3 separate regions of the Homo sapiens genome follow, and all the other regions are linked to region 1. Evidence: read pairs that join two places in POLR2A ChIA-PET (ENCODE). Cell type or tissue: Caco-2. All regions are shown on one strand. Region 1 overlaps ALDH2 (aldehyde dehydrogenase 2 family member). Region 2 overlaps MAPKAPK5 (MAPK activated protein kinase 5). Region 3 holds the start of LOC124903021 (a long non-coding RNA gene).

What was found. Peaks named below come from ENCODE experiments on the same cell type or tissue, not always from the same donor. Only the 100,000 strongest peaks of a DNase experiment are listed, where the experiment ranks them.
Region 2: POLR2A ChIA-PET joins it to region 1 with 10 read pairs; 3 of 35 experiments call an interaction of 5 or more read pairs at or near these places.
Region 3: POLR2A ChIA-PET joins it to region 1 with 11 read pairs; 5 of 35 experiments call an interaction of 5 or more read pairs at or near these places.

The regions. Positions count from the first base shown.
Region 1 is chr12:111,772,048-111,780,047 of GRCh38, reverse strand. The region is part of intron 1 of ALDH2 (aldehyde dehydrogenase 2 family member); the gene reads right to left. Among named protein-coding and RNA genes, the nearest start is that of ALDH2, 9.1 kb to the right of the region's middle. RefSeq lists enhancers at 4,451-4,640, 6,344-6,915. In Caco-2, no CTCF peak of the experiment used is centred here; DNase peaks (open chromatin) are centred at 4,177 and 5,697; H3K4me3 peaks cover 1,154 bases.
Region 2 is chr12:111,898,592-111,906,591 of GRCh38, reverse strand. It overlaps MAPKAPK5 (MAPK activated protein kinase 5), which reads right to left. Exons shown (of 14, transcript NM_003668.4): 14 at 4,370-8,000. It also overlaps the pseudogene ADAM1A. Among named protein-coding and RNA genes, the nearest start is that of MAPKAPK5-AS1, 60 kb to the right of the region's middle. In Caco-2, no CTCF peak of the experiment used is centred here; no DNase peak of the experiment used is centred here.
Region 3 is chr12:112,017,265-112,025,264 of GRCh38, reverse strand. ERP29 (endoplasmic reticulum protein 29) reads right to left here. Exons shown (of 3, transcript NM_006817.4): 2 at 5,371-5,509; 3 at 1,816-3,115. The coding sequence ends at 2,613. It overlaps LOC124903021 (a long non-coding RNA gene), which reads left to right and starts at 3,115. Exons shown (of 2, transcript XR_007063464.1): 1 at 3,115-4,689; 2 at 5,350-6,466. In Caco-2, no CTCF peak of the experiment used is centred here; no DNase peak of the experiment used is centred here.

The DNA of each region.
Region 1 (8,000 bases):
TGGTGGCAGGCGCCTGTAGTCCCAGCTACTCGGGAGGCTGAGGCAGGAGAATCGCTTGAACCCAGGAGGCAGAAGTTGCAGTGAGCCAAGATCACGCCATTGCACTCCAGCCTGGGCAACGAGAGTGAAACTCCGTCTCAAAAAATAAAAATAAATACATACATAAAGTGCCAGAGTTCGCCCTCTGCTTTCCAGGCACTGGGCGATGGTCTTGGGGAGTGCAGAGAAGACATCTCCCAGCAAGCTGTTCCCTTCGGGCTTGGTAAACCAGTGTCCTGGCAGGGTCCATGGTCACCTCACCAGTGCTGAGGCAAAGGCTACAGGTGACGTGAAGGCAAAGACATCTGCCTCTCTGCCTGCCTTCCTTGGGGGTCCCTTTGGCCCCAGCATCCCTGCATGTCCTGGCCCTGGCCTAGAACTCCAGTGAGACATCCATGGTCACTCTGGGCCAGAGTCTCGGACCATAAAGAATACCGAGCTGCCAAGCAAAGCCTGGAGTGAGGCTCACAACAGGGCTGGGGAGGGGTGGCCAGGCTCACTGGTCAAAAGCAGACATTTGGCCTGGCACAGTGGCTCACACCTGTAGTCCCAGCACTTTTGGAGGCCAAGGCATGAGAATTGCTTGAGCTCAGGAATTTGAGACCAACCTGAGTAACATAGTGAGACCTCCATCTCCACAAAAAATGAAAAATTAGCCAAGTGTGGTCGCATGCGCCTGTAATCCCAGCTACTTAGGAGGCTGAGATGGACGGATCACTTGCTTGAGTCTGGGAGGTTGAGGCTGCAGTGAGCCATGATCACACCACTGCCTCCAGCATGGGTGACAGAGCAAGACCCTCTCTCAAAAAAGAAAACACAAAAAGGAGCAGAGGTTCAAGACAAGAATCTGGGTGGCCAGGCACAGTGGCTCACGCCTGTAATCCTAACAATTTGGGAGGCCAAGGTGGGAGGATTGCTTGAGCTCAGGAGTTTGAAACCAACATGGGTAACATAGTGAGACCCTCTCTCCACAAAAAGTGAAAAATTAGCCAGGTGTGGTTGCGTGCCTATAGTCTCAGCTACTCAGGAGGCTGAGGTGGGAGGACCATTTGAGCCTGGGAGGTTGAGGCTGCAGTAAGCCGTGATTGCATCACTGCACTCCAGCCTGGGTGACAGAAAAAGACTCTTAAAAAAAAAAAAAGAATCTGGACGAATATGGGCTTTTTTTTTTTTCCTGAGACAGAGTCTCATTCTGTTGCCCAGGCTGGAGTGCAGTGGCGCAATCTCAGCTCACTGCACTCCAACCTCCCAGGTTCACACCATTCTCCTGCCTCAGCCTCCCAAGTAGCTGGGACTATAGGCGCCTGCCACCATGCCCGGCTAATTTTTCTGTGTTTTTAGTAGAGACGGGGTTTCACCGAGTTAGCCAAGATGGTCTCAATCTCCTGACCTCGTGATCCGCCCGTCTGGGCCTCCCAAAGTGCTGGGATTACAGGTGTGAGGGTTTTTTTTTTCTTTTTTTTTAGACAAAGTCTGGCTCTTGTTCCCCAGGCTGGAGTGCAATGGAGCGATCCCGGCTCACTGCAACCTCCGCCTTTCAGGTTCAAGCGATTCTCCTGCCTCAGCCTCCTGAGTAGCTGGGATTACAGATGCCTGCCACCATGCCCGGCTAATTTTTGTATTTCTAGTAGAGACGGGGTTTCACCATGTTGGCCAGGCTGGTCTCCAACTCCTGACCTCAGGTGATCCACTCACCTCGGCCTCCCAAAGTGCTGGGATTACAGGCGTGAGCCACCGCGCCTGGCCGAATATGGGCTCTTTTGCTCCTGATTTTGTCACATGGGACAAGCACCTCACCCCTGTGTCTTTGTTTCCTCATCTGTAGGGTGGGAATCACCCTAGAGCCCCCTTTTTATAAAGCCATGTGAGGGTCTGCAGTCTCTGCGCCAAGCATGGAGTGAATGCCCAACGCCATGACGATGGCAGGGTGGAAACAGAGTGCCCCAGGAAGGAGTCGTTCAGGTAAGGGCCTAGCAGGAATCATATTCCCAGGCTGAAATTTGTTCCGCATAATCTCTATGGTGGAACCCGCAGTTGTGCACCCACAGGAAAGGCTCTTGGCACCGGAGAAGAACATGGGTAAACATTAACTGGGGTTCTGGAGGCGTGCTTGTGTGGTTTCATATTAGTTAGTCAATCGTTAATTTTTAGGGAAATGGCACCCTTCTTTCTTTCCACGGGAGGGCTGGGTCATTTCCAGTGTGGGGACAGGTGTGGCAATAAAGAGCTCAGGTTCAAAGCCAGGAAACTGCCAGACCTAAGTTCAAGTTGGACTATGCCGTGCCTGGGCAGCAGGTCCTGGGTGTTTACTCCCCGACTCTGAAAGTCAGCTCCTCCTCGGGGTGCCCGTGGAGGAGAAGGGAGTTCCCGGGTCTGCCTGCTGGAAGATGGGGGCTCACGGGCGTGGGGGGCGGGCAGGCAGCTTGCAGCCATTGAGTAGGCATCCTTCTCTCCTTCCCCCTGTAGCACAGGCTCAGGGTTCACGCCTCACACACAACTGCCTCACAGCAAAGCACTTGGGTCAGCAGGGTTAGGAGAGTACAGAGAAGCACTAGGCTGGGCTGGGTGGAAGTAGGTCTGGTTGGCCTTGTACTATCCCCAAGCTTCTTCCTCCCCCACCCAGGGAGGAAGTCCACTCAGCCCTCTGCGTGTCATGGACATGGCTAACATTCACTAGCTACCCCTCAAGAACCAGCCCCACACCAGCGGTTCTGTGTACTTGGATTGTTCCCATTTAAACCTCATAGCAAACCTAGGAGGTGAACTTCATCCTCTCCACTTCACAGCAGAGGATGCTGGGCACAGAAGAGTCCAGCCACTTGGCTCTAGGTCACACAGCAGCAAAGGCAGAGCCAGGCTTTGAAGCCAGGTCTTTGGGACTCCAAGGCCTGTGTTTTTCCCAACTCCAACCTCCAGCCATAGCCCAGGTCTGCCTTCAAGGAGGTTGGAATTCTGATTCCCAAATCTCCATCTTTATGGTTTACTTACTGACTCAACACACGTTGATTTCACATTTTGATTCTGAGCCAGGCACAGTGGCTCATCCCTGTAATCCCAGCACTTTGGGAGGCCAAGGCAGGTGGATCATTTGAGGTCAGGAGTTCGAGACCAGCCTGGACAACATGGTGAAACCCTGTCTCTACTAAAAATGCAAAAATTAGCTGGGCATGGTGTCACTTGCCTGTAATCCCAGCTACTCGACAGGCTGAGGCAGGAGAATTGCTTGAACCTAGGAGATGGAGGTTGCAGTGAACCAAGATTGCACCACTGTACTCCAGCCTGGGCAACAGAGTCTCAAAAAAAAAAAAAATTTTATTCTGAATGTTGTAAAAAGCACCAACCTCAAAGCCAAACAGATCTGGGTTTGAATTTTTTTTCTTAAATAAAGGTGGGATTTTTTTTGTATTTTTTGTAGAGATGGGCTTTCACCATGTTGGCCAGGCTGGTCCCAAACTCCTGTGCTCAAGTGATCCTCCTGCCTTGGACTCCTAAAGTGCTGGGATTACAGCTGTGCGCCACCATGCCCGGCCTGGGTTTGAATTCTGACTCCATCCCTCACAGATTTGACCCTGGGCAAATCCCTTCACTTCCCAGATGCCTCATCGAGTACTTCTGGGGGCTGATGTGAAGGTTAAATGCAAGAACGAGTGTACAGTTCCTAAGCTAGGACCTTGCCCGCAGGGGGTCCTGCAGTGTTCTAGATCCTGCAGCTCTCTCGTAGCTTAAAGATTCTTAGGAGCGAGGGCCAGGTCTATACTCTTTATGTTGTTCCCTGCACCAAAGCATACTAAATTGTCCTGGATTTTAAACTTTATTTTGCAAAGATCAGGAAGTAGGAAGGGGAGAGGTGGGCCAGTCTGGCTAAAACCCCACCAGCCCCACCCCTTCCTCGCTGGGCTGGCCCCTCTGATTTAGATTAGGATCCTGGAAAGACCACTCCCTGGCATGTTTGCCTTTCAAAGCCCAGAATGTTCTCAATCACCCTTCACTGTTGAACCAGGCTGCATTTTCAACAACCCATCCTCCCTTCTCCACTGATAAGATAAACCTGGGTCTGCTGTAGGACGCTGGAAACCTCCTCCGGTTTACATTTCCCATTTCCCTTCTCCCAGAGCCAGACTCAGTGGCTTCCCTCCCCGGTGGGGGGCTGGGTAGGAACTGTTCTCACACTGAGTTTCTGCCAAAGTTCTGCTTCAAGTGAGGAGCAGTTTTCCTGAATAAACACCAGGCCAGACTCTGGGCCAAATGCTTTATAACCTCCTGACCAGAAACCCGAAGCTCGACTTACATAACACACGTAAACGCTCTTGGGCGGGGCGTGGTGGGGGGATGTCCTAGCTCCCACTTCCTCTTTATAGTTTCCAGAAGCACAGTGATGTCTGGAGTTGACATTTTCAATCTAGACTGTAGGCAAAACATAAAGATTTTCTATCAAAATACTCTAATTCCTACATATTTTAATAAATACATCTCACTTTGTTTTGTAAAAATTGGATTCATTCACCCACGCATTCCATAAGCTTTCACTGACAGCCCTGGCCACTCCAGCACAGGGAGTCCAAGAGCCAAGTCCTGGCTTGTGGGAGCTGAAGTCCTGGTGAGGAGAGGGCGCAGGAAACAAGCAAAACCAAGCAAGTGAGAAGCAGGAGGAGGCTTGGCCAGCTGAGGGGTCTGAAGGGTGACTGCTAGGAAGAGCCTGGGGACAGGAGGAGTGGCTGCAGGGTGTAGGTGAGGGGAGAGCGGGGGGCTCGCGATTCTACCTGCTGTGTGCCAGGATCTGCACTTGATGCTGGGAGGACCCAGGAGACCAGAGAACCGGGACACTGCCGTGTCCTTTCTAAGTGGGGGTAATAGACTTGCTGTTTGCTAACTCGCTTTTCTCAGTTTCTCTTGGACGTTATTCCACAGGCAGCTCTGCCTCATGTTAAGCCACATAGCGTTCCTCAACACGGTCAGGCCATGGTTTATTTAACGATTTCCTACAAATGCACTTTTAGGACAAGTGATCGCCATTCCAGCAACAGCTGTGGCGAACCCTTTCACATGCGTTTTTCCAAACATGGGGCAGATTACTGTGTAGAAATTAGAACTACTGAGTTAGAGGGTAACAGGATCCCTCTTCACCTTGGCTATCTTGTTCTCCATGCCAGGCAGAGACTTAGTGGTGATTGTGGTGGTCGAGGGGCTCAGGAGCTGGGGCAGGGTCAGTGCCCAGAGCAGGACAACTGGACCTTGGGGGCGGAGGTCAGACCAAGGCCAGGAGAGAATGAAATTCTGGCCACCACCCCCAGACCTCATGACAATGGGTGGTTATCATCTGCCCAGGGTCTCCAATGAAAGGCTAAACTGTGTTCAGTAATCATCTGCCCAGGGTCTCCAATGAAAGGCTAAACTGTGTTCAGTAGTTCTGATTTAAGGAGGCAGGATACATTCTAGAAAGATTTCAGTTCAAGCTTTGATGCATGAGAGAACTGGACATGTTACCTAGGAAATCCCCGTCCCTGGAACACCGTATTTTCCCAAAGAGTGAGCAAGCTAATGGCGCGGTTTTGCAGCCTGGGATGATCCCAACGGCATGTGCTCTTTCACTTGCTAATCTGCGGTTAGGTGATTATGTCCGATGGAAAGCAGATGCCATTGCTTGTATTACAAGATTCCAGGGAGTAAAGTTCAAGACAAACACGGAATGCCACACACATTCCCTCTTCCCCACACATAATCCAGAACCCCAGGTTAGTTGGGGATCAAGGCGAGGGGCAGTCATCTCCCCAGGCTTGCTCGGGACACTCCCGAACCAAGACTAACCCAGGCAGACAGACGCCAGCCCTCTGCCCCACTCCCCCACCCCAGGGCCTTTTTTCACCACTTCAAAGATGGGAGTTTCAATTCCACTTTGGACTGTTTGCCAGACAGGCGCGGTTTCAACTTGTTCTGCTTACGGTTTGGCAACCTCTATCTTGCTGCAATGGACTTTCCCTGAGCCAGTTTCACCACTCCCTATGCGTCCCCATGTTCCCACTCTTTTAAACTTCCAAATACTTTGCAATAAGGTCCTTTTGAGTAGAAATACTGGGTTCTCATTAAGCAACCCTTTACCTCACTTCTGGAGCACAAAACTGTAAACATGGTTTCGTAAATGGCAACCATTCATTATTCAATAAATATTTACCCAACAGTGATCCTATGCTAAGGTGCTAGGTGCCAGGAATGCAAAAGTGAACAATACAAACATGGCTCCTCCTCTCTGATTTTAAAATTCTATTCAATTGTCCCTTAAATGTTTATTAATACATTCTTATGGTCTGATCATTATTCAGGGAGGTCAAGTTCACATTAAGTTATAAGTTTGAAAGTGGGCTTCAAATTCTGCCCTGCCCAACCTTCACACACATGCCCTTAGTTATACTTAATGTGAACTTGACCTCCCTGAGCCTCAGTTTCCTCACCCGCAAGACGGGACAGCAATACTACCAGGCTTATAGAGTTGCGGGTAGGATGAAAGGTGAAATGCAGGTAGAAGTCCTCAGTAGAGGGCCTGATGGAAAATAGGTGATGAATAATCATGATTACTGGAGCAGGGAATACATACACATGTCCACAACATGTAAATTCTCAACTCAGCTTGACCTCAGGAGCACAAACATTATTATAGCCCTGTCACCTGAAACTCAAGTGTGTCCCACAGATTCTGGGCAGGCAGGAAGTATTGAATGCCCATTTGTGTTCTCTGATTAAAAACACGGGCCGGCCACGGTGGCTCATGCCTGTAATCCCAGCACTTTGGGAGGCTGAGGCGGGCGGTGTCACTGGGCCCCACCACAACCTCCGCCTCCTGGGTTCAAGCGTTTCTCCTGTCTCAGCCTCCCAGGTAGCTGGGATTACAGGTACATGCCACCACACCGGCCAATTTTTGTATTTTTAGTAGAGACGGGGTTTCATCATATTGGTCAGGCTGGTCTCCACCTGAGGTGATCCGCCTGCCTCGGCCTCCCAAGGTGCTGGGATTACAGGCATGAGCCACCACACCCAGCCTGCCTAAATCTATTTCTTTTTGTTTTTTTTTTTTGAGACGGAGTCTCACTCTGTCACTAGGCCTCACTCTTATGCCAGGGCATGAGCTGCCATGCCCGGCCACCTAAATCTATTTCTATAGAGGCTCTTAAAACTCCTAGCTGGATGTTGTGGCCCATGCCTATAATCCCAGTGCCTCTAGTGGCTGACGCAGGAGGATCGCTTCAGCCCAAGAGTTTGAGGTTGCAGTGAGTTATGATCATGCCATTGCACTCCAGCCTGGGCAACAGAGCAAGACCCTGTCTCAAAAAAAAAAAAAAAAACCAAAAAAAAAAGAGGCCAGGTGCAGTGGCTCACGCCTGTAATCCCAGCACTTTGGGAGGCCAAGGCGGGTGGATCACAAGGTCAGGAGTTTGAGACTAGCCTGGCCAACATGGTGAAACCCCAACTCTACTAAAAATACAAAATTAGCTGGGCATGGTGGCGGCACCCGTAATCCCAGCTACTCAGGAGGCTGAGGCAGGAGAATCGCTTGAACCCGGGAGGCAGAGGTTGCAGTGAGCCGTGATCGTGCCACTGCACTCCAGCCCGGGCGACAGAGTGAGACTACATCTCAAAAACAAAAACAAAAACAAAGGACACTCCTAAAGAAGTCATCAACCTGTACAATCAATAGGGAGATTCAGTCAGCACAAAGTCACTCCAAAACACAGGTTTTGGCTCATTCTGTAAGAATCTCCCAGGCAAACAAGAAAAAGCAAATTTCTGCTTCAGATATACCGTTAACAGTGATTATCTGCAGGGGTGGCACATCAGGGGACCATTATATTTTTTCTTTTTTCTTTTAATATCTGCTCATGGGGTATTAAGTTTTTTTTGTTTTTTGGGGAGTTTTTTTTCAGACGAAGTGTCACTCTGTCACCCAGGCTGGAGTACAGTGGTGCGATCTC
Region 2 (8,000 bases), 130 kb before region 1:
TGGATATTGATACCTTTCTCTAGGTTTGGGAAGTTGTCTGTTATTATCCCTTTGAATAAACGTTCTACCCCTATCTCTTTCTCTACCTCCTCTTTAAGGCCAATTAATCAGATTTGCCCTTTTGAGACTATTTGCTAGATCCTGTAAGCATGCTTCCTTTTTTCTTTTTCTTTTTGCTCCTTTGGCTGTTTATTTTCAAATAGCCTTCTTCAGGCTCACTAATTCTTTCTTCTGATTGATCAATTCTGTTACTGAAAGCCTCTGATGCATTCTTCAATATGCCTATTGCATTTTTAGCTCCAGAATTTCTGCTTGATTCTTTTTAATTATTTCAATCTCTTTGTTAAATTTATCTGATAGAATTCTGAATTCCTTCTCTGTATTATCTTGAGTTTCTTTGAATTTCCTCCAACACAGCTATTTTGAATTCTCTGTCTGAAAGGTCAGATAGCTGTTTCTCCAGGATGGGTCCCTGGTACCTTGTTTAGTTCATTTGATGAGGTCATGTTTTCTTGGATTGTCTTGATACTTATAGATGTTTGTCTGTGTCTGGGCATTGAAGAATTAGGTATTTATTGTAGTCTTCGCAGTCTGGGCTTGTTTATACCTATCCTTCTTGGGAAGGCTTTCCAGATATTTGTAAGGACTTATCTAAGCTGTATCTGCTTTAGAGGGCACCCCAAGCCCAGTAATGCTGTGGTTCTTGCAGATTCATAGAGATACTGCCTTGATGGTCTTAGACAAGATCTAGGATAATCTGGATTGCCAGCCAGAGACTCTTGTTCTCTTCCCTTAATTTCTCTCAGACATACAGAGTCTATCTCTGTTCTGAGCCACCACTGGGGGTGCAGTGACACAAACACCCCTGAGGCTACCACCACTATGACTGCACTGGGTCAGACCTGAAGCCAGCACAGTACTGGGTCTTGCCCAAGGTCTGCTGTAACCACTCCCTGACTACCGCCTATATTTATTCAAGGCCTTGGGGCTCTACAATCAGCAGGTGGCAAGGCCAGCCAGGCTTGTGTCCTTCCCTTCAGGGTGGCGAGTTTCCCCGGGCCCTGGGTGGGTCCAGAGGACCCAGAGACTAGATTCAAAAACCTTAGAAGTCTACCTGATGTTCTGTTGTACTGTGGCTGAGCTGGCACTCAAACCACTAGATGCAGACCTTCTCACTCTTCCTTTCCCTTTCCAAAGGCAGAGGAGCCTTACCCTGTGGCCACCGCCACCATGGGCCCATGGGATGTACTGCCAGACTACTGCCAAAGTTCCCTTAAGACCCAAGGGCTCTTCAGTCAGCTTGTGGTGAATGCTGTCTGGCCCAGGGCTCACCCTTCAGGAAATTAGGCTCCCCTCTGGCCCAGGGCAGGTCCAGAAATGCCATCCAAGGCTAAGTCCTGGAATCGGGGACTCTAGCCCACTTGATACTCTACTCACCTGTGGCCGAGCTGGTACCTAAGGTGTAAGAGAAAGTCCCATTTACTCTTCCCTCTGCTTTTCTCAAGTGGAAGGAGTCTTGCCCCATAACCACCACAGCTGGTAATGTGCTTAGTCTCACCTGAAGCCAGCAAGTCTCAGACTCTCGCCCAAAGCCCTCGTTGTAGTGCCTGGGTATTGTTGCTGGTTATTCAGGGCCCAAGGGCTCTTCAGTTAGTAGGTGATGAATGCTGCCAGAACTTAGTCCTTCCCTTCAAGGCAGCAGGTTCTCTTCTGGCCCAGGGTGTGTCTAGTATTATCATCCAGAAGTTAGGACCTGGAAAGTGGGCCCCAGAACTCTGACCAGTGCCTTATCTTGCTGTGGCTGAGCTGGTATCTTAAGATATAAGACAAAGACCTCTGCACTTTTCCCTCTCCTCTCCTCAGGTGGAGGGAATGGGAGTCTCTCACAGCTGTGAGCTGTGCAGCCTGGGGTGAAGGGGGAGGGGTGATGCCCTTAGCCACCCCAGCTGGTTTCAAAGTAGGTCATGTCCCCACCACCCTCTCACTCAGTCCACTGTCTCAGGGCCAATTCAGCACTAGGACTCACCTAGGTTTTGCAGTCCCTGTGTCCTACACTGCCTTTCAAGTTTCTTTGGGGCCCCAGAACACTTTAGCCCATGGTGGTGAGGCTTGCAGGAACTCAAGTTCCAATGCTGGGATCTATCATTTCCCTCTGGCTAGAGCTGGTTTAAATGCTCCCTCTGTTGGCAGGATCAGCTGTGTTTGGTCCAGTTATCCTTTCTGATTTTTAGTTCTTATGAATGTGCTTTTTTGTGTGTAGATAGTTGTTAAGTTGGTGTCCTTGCTGCGGTGGGATGATTGGTGGAGCCTTCTATTCCACCATCCACCCTGCCTAGACACCATCTTTAAAAAAAAAAAAAAAAAATCCTGCTCAAGGTACAAATATTGCCACAGTTGTGACAGTTGGATTTGATTAAATTATTCACTTGGTCAACATTTATTGAGCATCTGTAGTGAGCTGGGCCTACAAAACTAAATAATGATGCCAACTTGCCACTCCATTCTGTCAGGATGTAGTAGGGGAAAAGACATTTTCATCCATAATAACTACACAATGTAGTAGATTCATGACAGATATCAGCATCCATTTGTAAGGCTTTGGTTTCATTAGAGTCACTGAAGAAGCACCTCTGTTCTGGGCAATTAAGGACATGTCTTTCCCTTCAGTTTTTTTTTTTTTTTTTTAATGGAAGGAAAAGGTTCATGAGGCAGTAGATTCACTCATTTCTGGGGAGGGATGCAGGTCCCACCACTTACTAGCTAGCTCTAGAGCAAACTCTTCAGTCTCTGTTTCCTCATGTACAAGATGGAGGTTTTATTGGGAAGTTGGGAGGATTAAATTAAGGCAATGAATGTAAAGTATTGCTTTAACACAGTGCCTAGAACAGAATGAATGGTTTTTATTTATCTGAGACAGGGTCTTGCTCTGTCGCCCAGGCTAGAGTACTGTGGTGGTATCATAGCTCACTGCAACCTCAAACTCCTGGACTCAGCAATCCTCCTGGCTTAGCCTCCTGAGTAGCTGGGATTATAGCTGCACACCACTATGCCCAGCTAATTTTTTTTTTTTTTTTTTTTTTTGGAGAGACAGGGTCTTACTATGTTGCTCAGGCTGATCTTGAATTCCTGGCCAAAAGTGATCCTTTCAACTTGGCCTCCCAAAGTGTGGGGATTACAGGCATGAGCCACCAAGCCTGGCCTAATGTTAACATTATATTTGCTTTGTGCTCTCTTCTCAGAGAAGTAATTGCCACCTCCAGAACTCTATTACCTGTACTGGAGAAGTTCCTTCTGATATTCAATCAACAAGTTATTAATATAAATAAATTTTTTAAAAATGAAAACTAGAGGAAAAAATATTTATTTTTAGTTTTTGTTTTTTTTTTTGAGACAGAGTCTCGCTTTGTCACCCAGGCTGGAGTACAGTGGTGTGATCTTGGCTCACTGTAGCCTCAACCTCCCAGTTTCAAGCAGTTCACCTGCTTCAAGCCTCCAGAGTAGCTGGAACTACAGGCACATGCTACTACTCCCGGGTAATTTTTGTATTTTTAGTAGAGACGGGGTTTCACTACGTTGTCCAGACTGTTCTCAAACTCCTGACCTCAGGTGATCCGCCCTCCTCAGCCTCCCAAAGTGCTGGGATTACAGGTGTGAGCCACCGTGCCTGGCCAAAAATAGTTTAATTTCATACATATACTCAGCACTGTGGTAGATGCCAGTATACTATTATAGAATTAATGTAAACACAGTTTTCCTAACTCTAAGTGATGTTCATCAGCCACGAGTTATCTGAGGGGTATGAAGTTCATCCCAGGAAAATTAGTAAAACAGAAGAGCTATGAAAGTTGGCCTCAATTTGGGAGTCTGAGGCAGGTAGATCAGGAGTTTGAGACCAGCCTGGCCAACATGGAGAAACCCCGTCTCTACTAAAAATACAAAAATAAGCCGGGTGTGATGGCATGCACCTGTAATCCCAGCTATTCTGGCGGCTAAGGCAGGAGAATCACTTAACCTGGGAGGCGGAGGTTGCAGTGAGCTGAGATCGCACCACTGCACTCCAGCCTGGGTGACAGAGCAAGACTCCATCTCAAAAAAAAAAAAAAAAAACAAAACAAAACTGGCCTCGAAGAAAAAAAGTATTTTAGGTAAAAAGGGAGGATGGCTATAGGAAGCATCTAGAAATATTGGGAAGTAATAAATCAAATATACATATATCATATTAAACATCTGCCAGATTTGGAAAGCAGGTGACCTCAATGCTGACCTCTTAACCTACGGGCAATCAGGGTCTTCTACTTTGATATAGTCCCTCCCACAGTGCCCCAGAATAAAGTGGACTCAGTAACTATACCATGTGGAACCTGAAGAGTTGTCTAATATGAATCGGGTTTTATTTGTTTTTGGATTTAAAAACTTCTCCTTTGATGAATGCACATTTATAGGGCAAGTTAGAACAACCAATCACATAAACAACTGTCCTCACATAATAGGTAGTTGTTACTTAAAATGAAAATCCCAGAGTTAGTAATAAATTCAGGTACATATGATTCTGTATGTCAAACAAATAGAAGATAGCATGTCCTGAAAAAGTTTCTGGTGACTAAAACAATTGGGCCAAAAAGACAAGGACATTGATGTCCAAAGATGCATGTTAATGGTTCAAATGAAATGTGAAAAAGCAAAAGGTACTAAAATATTTAACATATTAAATTAATGTAAATTTAATTACCAAAATAAATAATAAAAGTGAAAGAATCCTTCCTTCTACATCAGTATATCTGAGTCAGAGCCACTAAAGCTATCTATTTCTACTTCACCAAACATCTCATTCCCACTCAGTACTTGAGGAGTTTGATATACTTGGCTTCATCTCCCTATTTCTAACCTTAGGAATCTGATTCTTCCTCCTCTTCTTCCTCCTCCTCCTCTTCTTTTTCTTCCTCCTTCTCTTCTTTTTCTTCTGTGGCCACTTCTGCTGCTTCTGGCTTTATTTCTGGGGCCGGTGGTGGAGCCACTGCTGGAGGAGCTTCTGCCGGGGCAGCCTCTGGTGATTTTTTAAGCAAGCAGATCAAATAATTGTACTTAATAATAATATTATAAAAAGTATAATGAATGATAATATCATCATGTCTACAGCATGTTCTTCACGTCTGGAATGAGTCATATTGTGATTTTCACCTTCTCCTGAAGGTGTCCCACCTAGCTTACCAGGAGGGCCACTGTCCACACTACCTCCACTTCCTGCAGTAACACAGTCAGGGGGGGCATGCCCTTCATTACAGTGGCAGTGCCCTAAATCATTACAAACTCCCTTCCCATTACACGTTTTTTCTGGGTTGCAGGCAGAAATCACTGGGGTTTTATCTGTGCAGGCGGAATTCAGGCAGACTTTGTTTGGTGCACAGTAAGTGCCATTGTGCACATCTCCTTCATCAGGAATGTCAGTACTCATATAGGCATCCATGCTCCAACATGAGCCATCTCCCTGAGGGACCTGAATCATTGTATGTTGGAGATTGATTTTTGGTAAGCCTGTAATACCTGAACATATAAGTTTCCCACAAAATATATTACCATCTGAACACCGAACATATTGTGACCCAGGACTGGTAGAAATGCCACAGTTTCCAAATTGGTCCCCTTTGCTGTTCATTGAATTGTAACACTCTTGTGAGGCTGATTTTGCACCATATCCATATAATTGTAAGCACTGATTATTAGGGTCCATACAATGAACTTTAAGGCACTCGTAAATTGTATGACATTTTGAGCCATCTTGCTTATGCCTGTTGTTGGGGCATAATGCAGATGTACCATTGCAAAATTCTGGGAGATCACAGGAACGACTAGAAGGACAGCAAGGATATCCCTTACGGTGAAATTTACACTTATGACAACATGGACCATCACTGCACTCTGCTTTCGCCTTCAGTATACAGTTTTCATCACAGCATGCATGATGCTGACATAGAGAACCACAGTCACACTGCTCCGTGTCCTCCACCACACCATTTCCACAGGCAGAATCCCTACGCTTGCGGCCCCTGGGCCGTGGCTTGTTAAATAGGCAGGCCCCTTTGTGTTCTCGAAGGAACTGGTAGAAGTAGTCAGAGCTGCAGCTGCTGAAGCCACTTTCTTTTGTGATATTTTCATGCATGAGGCAAAAGTGCTTATCTTTACAAAAGCAGGCCGAGTGGTCGTGCTGAATACCCAGGTTGTGCCCGAGCTCATGGGCCATCAGGGCTGCAAACAACAGCACATCTTCATGATGGAAGGATTCAACAGCTGCCGCAAAACCGCTTGAGCAGGCACCACTGAGAAAGGCCTGGCCCATATTCTGTCCAGGGTGATGCCCAACGATCATGTGGGCAACATCGTGTTTTGCACGATGGAAGAGCATCTCTTGTCTCCAGTGATTGAAATTCCTGAGTGTGATTTGCAAGTCCACTGTGACATCTATTAGGTCCCCCTCGGTCCAAATCTCCATTCCAGCCAGCACCACCTCTGTGTTTATTCCCCTAGTGAAGCTGTTGGCCAGAGCAATGACATCCACTACTGTCTGGACCGTCTCATTGACGTTACTGCCCCACATCTGGAACCGCTGGTTGTTGACCACGACAAACATCTCCACGTACTTTTTGTGTGACCACAAGTAGGACAGTGCCTGTAGATCATGAGGCTTCCTGCTCCCTTGTTGCCAGCTAGTAGACACCACAGGAGACTCACGCTTGATGTGCCATGGTGTATAACACATGTTCAAACCGTCTTGAAGAGTCCATGGGCTCAATGCTGTAAGATTTTTCCTCCTTAATCAGGAGGATGTGCCCCTGAGACCTGCACAGATGTTGACAGAAACAAAAGAACCTGACACTCCTTCTATGTAGCCTTCATAGTGGCAGTCATGTGAGATGAAAGGCGATTCTTGCCCCAGGAGGCCATTGTGGTAACTGTAGACTGGAAAGTTATTCACAAAATGGTTTCTCTTCACCTTCAGATGAACCAGGTGCTTCTGGCCTTGCATAAGTAACAAGTAGGACAGTCCTTCCACTGGGCTATCTCCTCCCTGGACTGTCAGCCTCTTTGGAATAATTATTTCATAGAAAGAGTAATAGATTGATCCCAGGTGACAGTACATGCTTGGCACAAAAATCACCAAAAGCATCAAAATCTCTAACCTGATACATGAAGGTCCTGGTACTAGCCCCAGCCTTAAGTTCCACTTCTGTGGAGCCCAAGTTTGAAACTTTATCTTAGCCTCTTCCAAGGCCACTTGGTTTTTCCATAAAGCAGGATGTTGGCAGAGTCTTTTAATAATGCCACCAGTGACATGGCCCAAATAAATCAGTTAATGATTCTGGGCCTATGTCCATCAGCAGAGCTCTCCCTCGCACACAAACCCTCGGAGGCTCAGGTGTTTAGTACTCAGATCTACGCTGGCTCCCTTATTGGCAGTTCTTGCCCAACTCTGATTCTTACAGAACTTCAAGCCGTGTTTCTCTTCCTGCTTCTCTCCTGGCCTTCGGCAGTTTCTTTAGTATGTCTTCCTTCCAACAGCAACAACTTTAATCTTCCTTAGTTATATTCCTTTTACTTTCATGGGAAGATATTCCAAGTAGAAGGCCTGTAGTGATCCAGCCAGTACTGTAACTCCTCAGGCAAATTATTCTTTATCCTCAGCTCAGGCCACACAACTTGATATCCATTAATCTGCTCATTCTTTGAAACACAACATTCTGTCAGGGGGTGGGGGGAAGGGGGCAGGGCTTCTCTGGGGATCTCTGAAAAGGACAAAGTTCTTTGTGGCCCACTGCCTCTTTCCCTCATTTCTGCAGTTTTCAGGGTACCATTTATCAGTTCAGCTCTCCTTTGTCAGTGTCTGGTTTTTTTCTTTAATTCAAGAAAATCTGTATGTGGATGTCCAAGTTTTCCCTCATTATCGTTGGTTCATAACAAATGAGTTTAGATATTTTATATCTGCATATAATCTTCTCTACCAAGTT
Region 3 (8,000 bases), 250 kb before region 1:
TACTATTTTTTTTTTTTTTTTTTTTTTTTTGAGACAGTTTCTCTCTTGTCCCCCAGGCTGGAGTGCAATGGCGCGATCCTGGCTCACTGCAACCTCCGCCTCCCGAGTTCCAGCGATTCTCCTGCCTCAGCCTCCTGAGTAGCTGGGATTACAGGCATCTGCCACCACGGCCGGCTAATTTTTGTATTTTTAGTAGAGACGGGGTTTCACCATGTTGGCCAGGCTGGTCTCAAACTCCTGACCTCAAGTGATCTGCCCGCCTCGGCCTCCCAAAGTGTGGGATCACAGGCATGAGCCACCGCACCGGCCCAGATACTGGACTATTTTACAAATGAGAAAAGTAGTTGTTGCAGGTAAGACTACTGTTTAATATTGAAATTATCGAACTCTCCTGCAAACGATTCAAACTCCCTTAAGCATTGAGGAAATGAGCTAAAATCCAGATCCCCCTCACCATCTCCCTCACCTTCTTAAGTCTTGTTGGCCGTGTTCATATTCCCAGATTAGTTCCCTATGTATAATCTCTGCTAATATATTCCAACTCCAACATTTTTTGTGGTGCCAATTACCAAGAACTATTTGTAAATTACCCTTCGCACCATTTGAGATAACTTGCAAGTTCCTTAAACACAATTCATGTTGGATCCAGTGTCTGCTTTGCTTCAGGTTATCAGGAAATTCCCTTAAAATTGAAATACTTAACAAGGTGCAGCGGCATGCACCTGTACTCCCCAGCTACTCAGGAGGCTGAGGCGGGAGGATCGCTTTAGCCCAGGAATTCAAGTCTAGCCTGCGCAACAAAGCAAGATGCCCATCTCTTAAAAAAATAACTATAAGTATTTGATTGATTCTGGGAATCCAGTCCATAGTCTTCATTAGAATCTGAATAGCAGCACTTGAGCCACAATATTAGTAAATTCTAAGAGGTAAAGGAATCCATTTGACTTGGGTCAGGGAAGACTGTATTTTATGTGACATATGCAAATCACTTAAGACTCTAGAAAGAGGGCTCACCTTTAATGAAAACAACTATTGGGTAACAAAGGGCCTCTGACATATGATAATGTAGTTCCGCCCAATAGCTCAGGTTTCTTCAACTCAAGGCCCTGGGGTTGTAAATAACCATATCCAGCCAGAACCCATCCAGTGCCGTGCCCATGGAGGTACTGTCACCTTCCTGCTTCTTACAATTGAAAATCAAGATTAGTCTTCATTCAGGGACTCTGGATGCATTTAATATTAGAGTCCTTTCCCTACCTGCCATTTGTTGTCTCATTCTAATTTCCATAAAACAGTGAATACTTTGCTCTTTGGAAGTGATCCCGTTTACACGGAGCACACTAGAACAGCCAAAGCAAATTTACCAGTTAGAAGTATCCAAAAAGATCTTCCAGAAGTTTCAGTGAGAACTGAAGTAAAAATGTAGAAATTATTATAGTAAATATTATTATATTCTTTCATTATATGTAGAGTACATAAGCTGTCAGCAGGTGGGTGTTTAGGTTTAAACACTTTTTACCTCCTTGGTTTGAACTGTTAGCCTAAGCTACCACAATTTTTTGTCCCATCCAATTCAACATATGGAATTTCCTCTATTTTTTGTTTCCAGGAACTAAATATATACCAACCTGGATAAAATGGAGGAAAATAATTCAAGGTCTTATTTGCCAACTCCATTCTTTGTGTGGGTGCAATTAGATATATTTCAGGAGCTGTGGTCTCATGACATTTTCAAATGGTTAAATATGAAAGTAGAGCTGTCGTGAAGCTCACTTTTGCAGATAACTGCTTCTGAGTCTGAAGAAAAGATGTGAATGTTGGCACAAGTGCTCTTTATTCTGCTTTCTAGAAGTTAGTATTTATTTAGTGATAGTGATTTAGATGGAAAATATTTTTTAATTTTGAAATCGGACTATATCATTTAGCTGTGTAAATCCAAGTCACAGAATATATCAGTAAAACTAAGAATTTGCTATGTGTACCTCACAAAGCATGGAAAATAATTACACCATGGTCCATCAATGTTGGTTCAATATATTCATCAATACTGCTATTGAGTTTTAAGGACTGGAAAATAGACAAACTTTACCATTGACAGTCAATCCATGTCAGTCTGAATATCACTGGAAAATAACAAAGGTATGCCAGTTTCCACAGTGTTATGAGGATAGTTTGTTACCCTGGGAAAGTGGAGTCTATACCAGCTTAGATTCAAAGAGGAAAGCAGGTCATAGACGAAAGTATAATTTGAAAAGAAAAAAGAATGGCTTCAGGTCCACTTAACCAAAACACTGAAACTTTAATTGAATGAGAATTACATCTGTCAAAGACCTGGGCAGTACACTCCTCTCTCCTCTCTATAGCACTCATTCCTTCTGAGGTGTCATTTCACCAGCCACCTGAGTAAGTGCTCCAGCTATCCCCAGACCAGCTAGAGACATCCCAAGCATGGTCATGTTAGCATCAATGTCCAGGCATACTCAGGGCTCAGAATCGTGGGTTAGTACCACTTTTCCCACTACCCCCTTATATTCCACAAGGGACTCACAGCCAGCAGGTTAACTCTCCCCTCCCTACCCCCACCAAACCCTGGAAAATCACAGACAGCCTTTTTACAGCTCCTCTTTCTCGGCCCCCTTCTTCTGGAAGGCAGTCAGGATGTTTAAGCTCTTCTGGAGCTCCTCCTTCTTCCCGTCACTCATCTTGTTCTTCTCAATCAGCCTGGCGATCCGTGTCATCTCTGATGCTGGGAAGTCCTCCCCTTGGTCTAAGATCTTCCCCATGATCTTCAGGTATTGCTCGGCCCACTTCTTCTGAGTCTCCTTCACACTTGAGAGGTTATCTTGCCCCTGCTTCAAGAGGGCCTGGCGGGCCTCCACACCAGAGGCCCTGATGAACTCCCCGGCCAGGGCGTCGTATACAGGCAGGCAACCAGGCATACCTAGGTAGACCCCTTGCCCCTTCAGCCAGCGCTGGATGGCTCCAACCTTAACTGCCCCAGTGTATGGGACTGGGTTCTCAAAGTCCCCATCCCGGAAGAGGTAGAAGACTGGGTAGCTCTCTTTGTCCAGCTTGTATTTCTCACTCAGCTCCATGTTCAGCTTGTCACCATAATCTGTGAGCAGAAACCAGACACAAAAAGCAAGACCATAAGGAACTCAGGGCAGAAAATTGCTATGGGACCTAGCTGAACTGAGGGAAAGAAGAATTTTCTTGGCCGTGTAATGGTTCAAAGTGAGGAGCAACCATACAGACCTGTGTTTGAATTCCTCCTCTGCCACTTCCTAGCCATGCAGCACTAGGCAAATCATTTAAACTCTCTGAACTGTTCTTCATCTGAAAAAATGGAGATTCTTCTGAATATTTATTATATGCCCACTATGTGTCAGATGCTGTTCTAGGTGCTGGGGGTCTACTTGTGATTAAGAGTATTAAGCTCGGACGGGTGCGGTGGCTCATGCCTGTAATCCCAGCACTTTGGGAGGCCGAGGCGGACAGATCACGAGGTCAGGAGTTCAAGACCAGCCTGGCCAACATAGTGAAACCGCTGTCTCTGCTAAAAATAACAAAAAAATTAGCAGGGCATGGTGGCGCGTGCCTGTAGTCCCAGCTACTCAAGAGGCTGAGGCAGAAGAATCGCTTGAACCCAGGAGGTGGAGGTTGCAGTGATCCGAGATCCCACCACCGCACTCCAGCTTGGGCAACAGAGTGAGACTTTGTCTCAAAAAAAAAAAAAAAAAAAAAAAAAAGACTATTAAGCTCATATTCTTCTAAGGGAGAGAAGAGACATAACAAACACATAAACACAGGTGATGAATGCCACAGGGAAAACAAAACAGCGCGATGTGACAAAGTGGGTAAGAAAGCCCACTTCAGGTGGTCAAGGCAGGCCTCCCTGTGAAGGTGACATCAGCTAAAGGACCTGAATGTCCTGGAGCAAGCTACGTGAAGATTTGGGAAGAGTGTCTCAGGCAGAAAGGACTGCAAGTGCAAAAGCTCTGAGGCAGGGCTAAGCTCAGGAAATTTCAGGATTACAAAGACCAGTCTGGCTGGAGCTGGGTGAGAAAGGGGAGCATGTGGTAGGGAAGGAACACAGTCCCTGCCACATGGGGGCTGTTGGGAGGACCGGATGAGGGAATATGTGCGTGATACTTGGCAGGGTTATATGCTTAATATGTGGTAGCTGCTGTTAGTATCTGCAACATCCTTCCTAACGAGCAGTAGCAGCCCCAAGGACTGATGCTGTGACAACTGGTTTCTTACACTTTGCCGAGAAACGGCTAAGACCAACTACTAGTAGTGGTAGTACTGGATGCCTAGGGTTCCAAACCTAGTTCTGCCACTTAACAATTCCACAATCTTGAGCAAGTTACTCTAAGCATCCATTTCTTCATTTGAAAAAATGGAGGTAATAGTACCACATGGGACTTCCTTCACAGAGCTCTTGCAAAGATGAAACACATGTAAAACACTCAGCACAGCGGCCTGGCACGCAGTAAACATCTGATAAATGTTAACTATTATTATTATTCTAATAAAAGCACCAAGGGAGTTACCTGAAGTTGAGTCAAATCTGACTGACTGTCCTGGAGAGGTGTGCCAGCTATCTCTACCCAGGACCAGACGCTCTACTAAGTTCCCAGCTTACTACGGAATGGAGGCATCCAAGCTGGGAGGGAAGTGAAATAAGTAAGCCCCTGCCTGGGACTAAACACTTAGGTGGAGCTCTGGATGAGCCACTCTATCACCCACAGTCCTTTAATCTTTGAGCTTCAGTTTTTTTTTTCCTGAAGTATAACATGGAGATAATACATCTTGCTTCTCAGGCAGAGTTCAAGTGAAGATTTAAAATGCAATGGGGGTGCAGATCTTTACCCTGTCAGCCACTAAATGCTGGTGACTATTAAAGCTGTCGCTGTGGTTGGGAGGTGCCCTTGGATTAGTGGTGGCATCAGTGCATTTGAGCTAACACCAAAACCTAACAGTTTTGGTACATAAACTGAAATGAAGACAGAAGAACTGACTATGCTGTCCCCTAGGGGACATAGCACCCCCTCTGCCCAGTGTTCCCTGCAAGGAGAGCTCAAAGTTCTCACAGTTTAATGTCAGAGAGGGGTGGAATGTGAAGGAAGAGGGGTTCCCTTCCCTTCAGGCACCTGTACAGCTGAGCTTAGATTCCATGGTCCCAAAATCTGCTCAGGTTAAGCCTACTGTGGGCAGCAGATTCCTTTAGAGACCATGAACCTGTTTACTTACACTCCTTGAGAGTGGCTCAGAAGGAAAGATGCTGGGTATTCCTGTTCCAAGTAGGGAAACGATTTCTAGCTTCCTCCCTCTCTGCCCCCCCAGCCGTCCTGGACTTGTCCATACCTGAGATCCCCACCTCTGCCACCAAGAGATCATCGCTGGAAGCCGAGTTTTCAGCAAGACGCTTGAACTCATCCTGCTTCTCACCGTAGGGGTACTGGGTGTCGAACTTCACCAAGACGAACTTGCTTTTGGGAATGACCTGAGGGCGTATAGAGCTGAGCAAGTGGGTGTTCCAGGGACTTTTGGGGCTAATTCCCCTTCCCAAGGGGCCCCTGTTTAAGAAATAGAGTGGAAACAAGCCCACAAGGGAGGCAAGCTCTCACAAACTAATATTTATTCATTCACCCACTGACTCATTTAACAATTTAGTGAGTGCCAGCAACATGCAGGGCACCCCATTAGTACCTGTTCACACTAATCAAAGATATACACAACCCTGTCCAGAATAAACAAGGCTGCAGACATACTAAGGCCTTCTCCTTCAGGGTTCCTTTCAGTTAGGTGAAGGAGACCCTCTGCATACTACATCAGCCCCTGTCATGCTCATCATCCCAGGAGGCCTTTCGCAGTAAACCCTGAACAAGAAATCTGACAAAAATAAACAAACCTACCTACAAAGGAGTTGGCATCATGGAGGACGCTTTGGCTAGATAGGCCAGAGTTTGAACCCAGCAATTTCAGGGCAGATAAGCTAGTGAGAGGCCAGGCTTGGGACAATGTCTTCTCCCTAGACTACACTTCCCTCTGGCTAGATCTCTGGGTTTTAAACTGTCAGGGCCAAGACTTTTAATTGCAGTAAAATTCACATAATATTTGCCATTGTAACCATTTAAAAGTGTACATTCTGCATGATTCAGTGCATTAAGAATGTGCAACCATAGAGGTTACTATCTAGTGCCAGAACATTTTCATCATCCCAAAAGGAAACCCTATACTCATTACGCAGTCACTCCCCAGTCTTCCTCCTCCCAGCCCCAGCAACCACTCATCTATTTTCTGTCTCTATAGATTTGTCTATTCTGATGGAAATGTACAATATGTGCCCTTTTGTGTCTGGCTTTTTTCACTTAGCATGTTTTCAAGGTTTGTCCATGTTGTACCATGTATTGGCACACTGTTACTTTTTATGGCCAAATAAATATTACACTGTACGATAGACCACATTTTTGTTTATTCACTCATCAGCTGAATGTTTGGGTTGTTTCCACCTTTTGGCTACTGTCAATAGTGCTGCTATGAACATTCACATAACACATTTTGTTTGAACACCTGTATTCCACTCTTTTGGGTATATATACAAGTGGAACTGTGGTGGTCATATGCTAAGTCTACATTTAACTTACTGAAGAAGCCAAGGACTTCTTTTGATGGTTTCTCCCAATGCACAAGTTTTATCTAACAAGCCACCTTAGGGTAACACTGCCTTCCTCACTTCCATCAACTTTTTGTTTTCCTAATCCAAGTGATCCCTATCAAGTTTTTTCATCACAGGCAATCACTGTAAATAATCATGTCAAGGCTGAGCATGGTGGCTCACACCTGTAATCTCAACACTTTGCGGGGCTGAAGTGGGAGGATCACGTGAGGCTAGAAGTTCAAGACCAGCCTGGGCAACATAGCTGGCTTAAAAAAAAAAAATTAGCCAGTCATGGTGGCACACACCTGTATTCCCAGCTAAACTACTCAGGAGGCTGAGGTGGAAAATCACTTGTGCCTAGGAGTTAGAGGTTATAGTGAGCTATGATTGCACCACTGCAATCCAACCTGTGTAACAGAGTGAGACCCCATCTCTCTCTCTCTCTCTAAAAAGAAAAAAAAAATTATGTCAAGCTGACATAATTCTGGCTGAAGGCAAAGATACAATGTTCTGGACTGGGCACAGTGGTTCATGCCTGTAATCCCAGCACTCTGGGAGGCTGAGATGGGTGGATCACCTGAGGTCAGGAGTTGAAGACCAGCCTGGCCAACGTGGTGAAACCCTATCTCTACTAAAAATACAAAAATTAGCTGGGCGTTGTGGTGGGCGCCTGTAATCCCATCTACTCGGGAGGCTGAGGCAGGAGAATTGCTTGAACCTGGGAGGCGGAGGTTGCGGTGAGCCGAGATCGCGCCACTGCACTCCAGCCTGGGCGAAAAGAATGAAACTCCACCTCAAAAAAAAAAAAAAAAAAGAAAAAAAAAGATACAATGTTCTTGTTAGTCTTTGTCCTTTACAGTGTACTGATGTCCTCTTGGTTTTTAAAAATATTTAACACTGTTTAGGGACACAAAGGAGGGAGGAGAAGACACCAGAACAAGTCATCTTTAAATGCCAAAAAGCCTGAGCTCTGGGGGCCTAAAAGCAGGAAAGACTTAAAATACAAATAAGATCACATCCCTCTGGCCCAACTGGCCTTATTTCACTTCAGCACATGAAACTTATTCCCACTCAAGAGCTTTTTCATTTGCTCTCTGCTGGCTGGAATGTCCTTTCCCCAGTTCTTTTCATGGTTATCTCTTTATCGTTCAAGGCTCAGTTCAAATGTCCCCTGCTACTGGGGACTCCTCCAATCAGACCATCTAATATGGCTTCATTTTCATCATACCCTGCTATCATTACCCTGCTGTATTTTCTTCAGTGCATTACTCACTCTCTGAAATCCTTATTTGCTTGTTTTCCATCCTTTCCACTAGAATACATTTATGAGAAT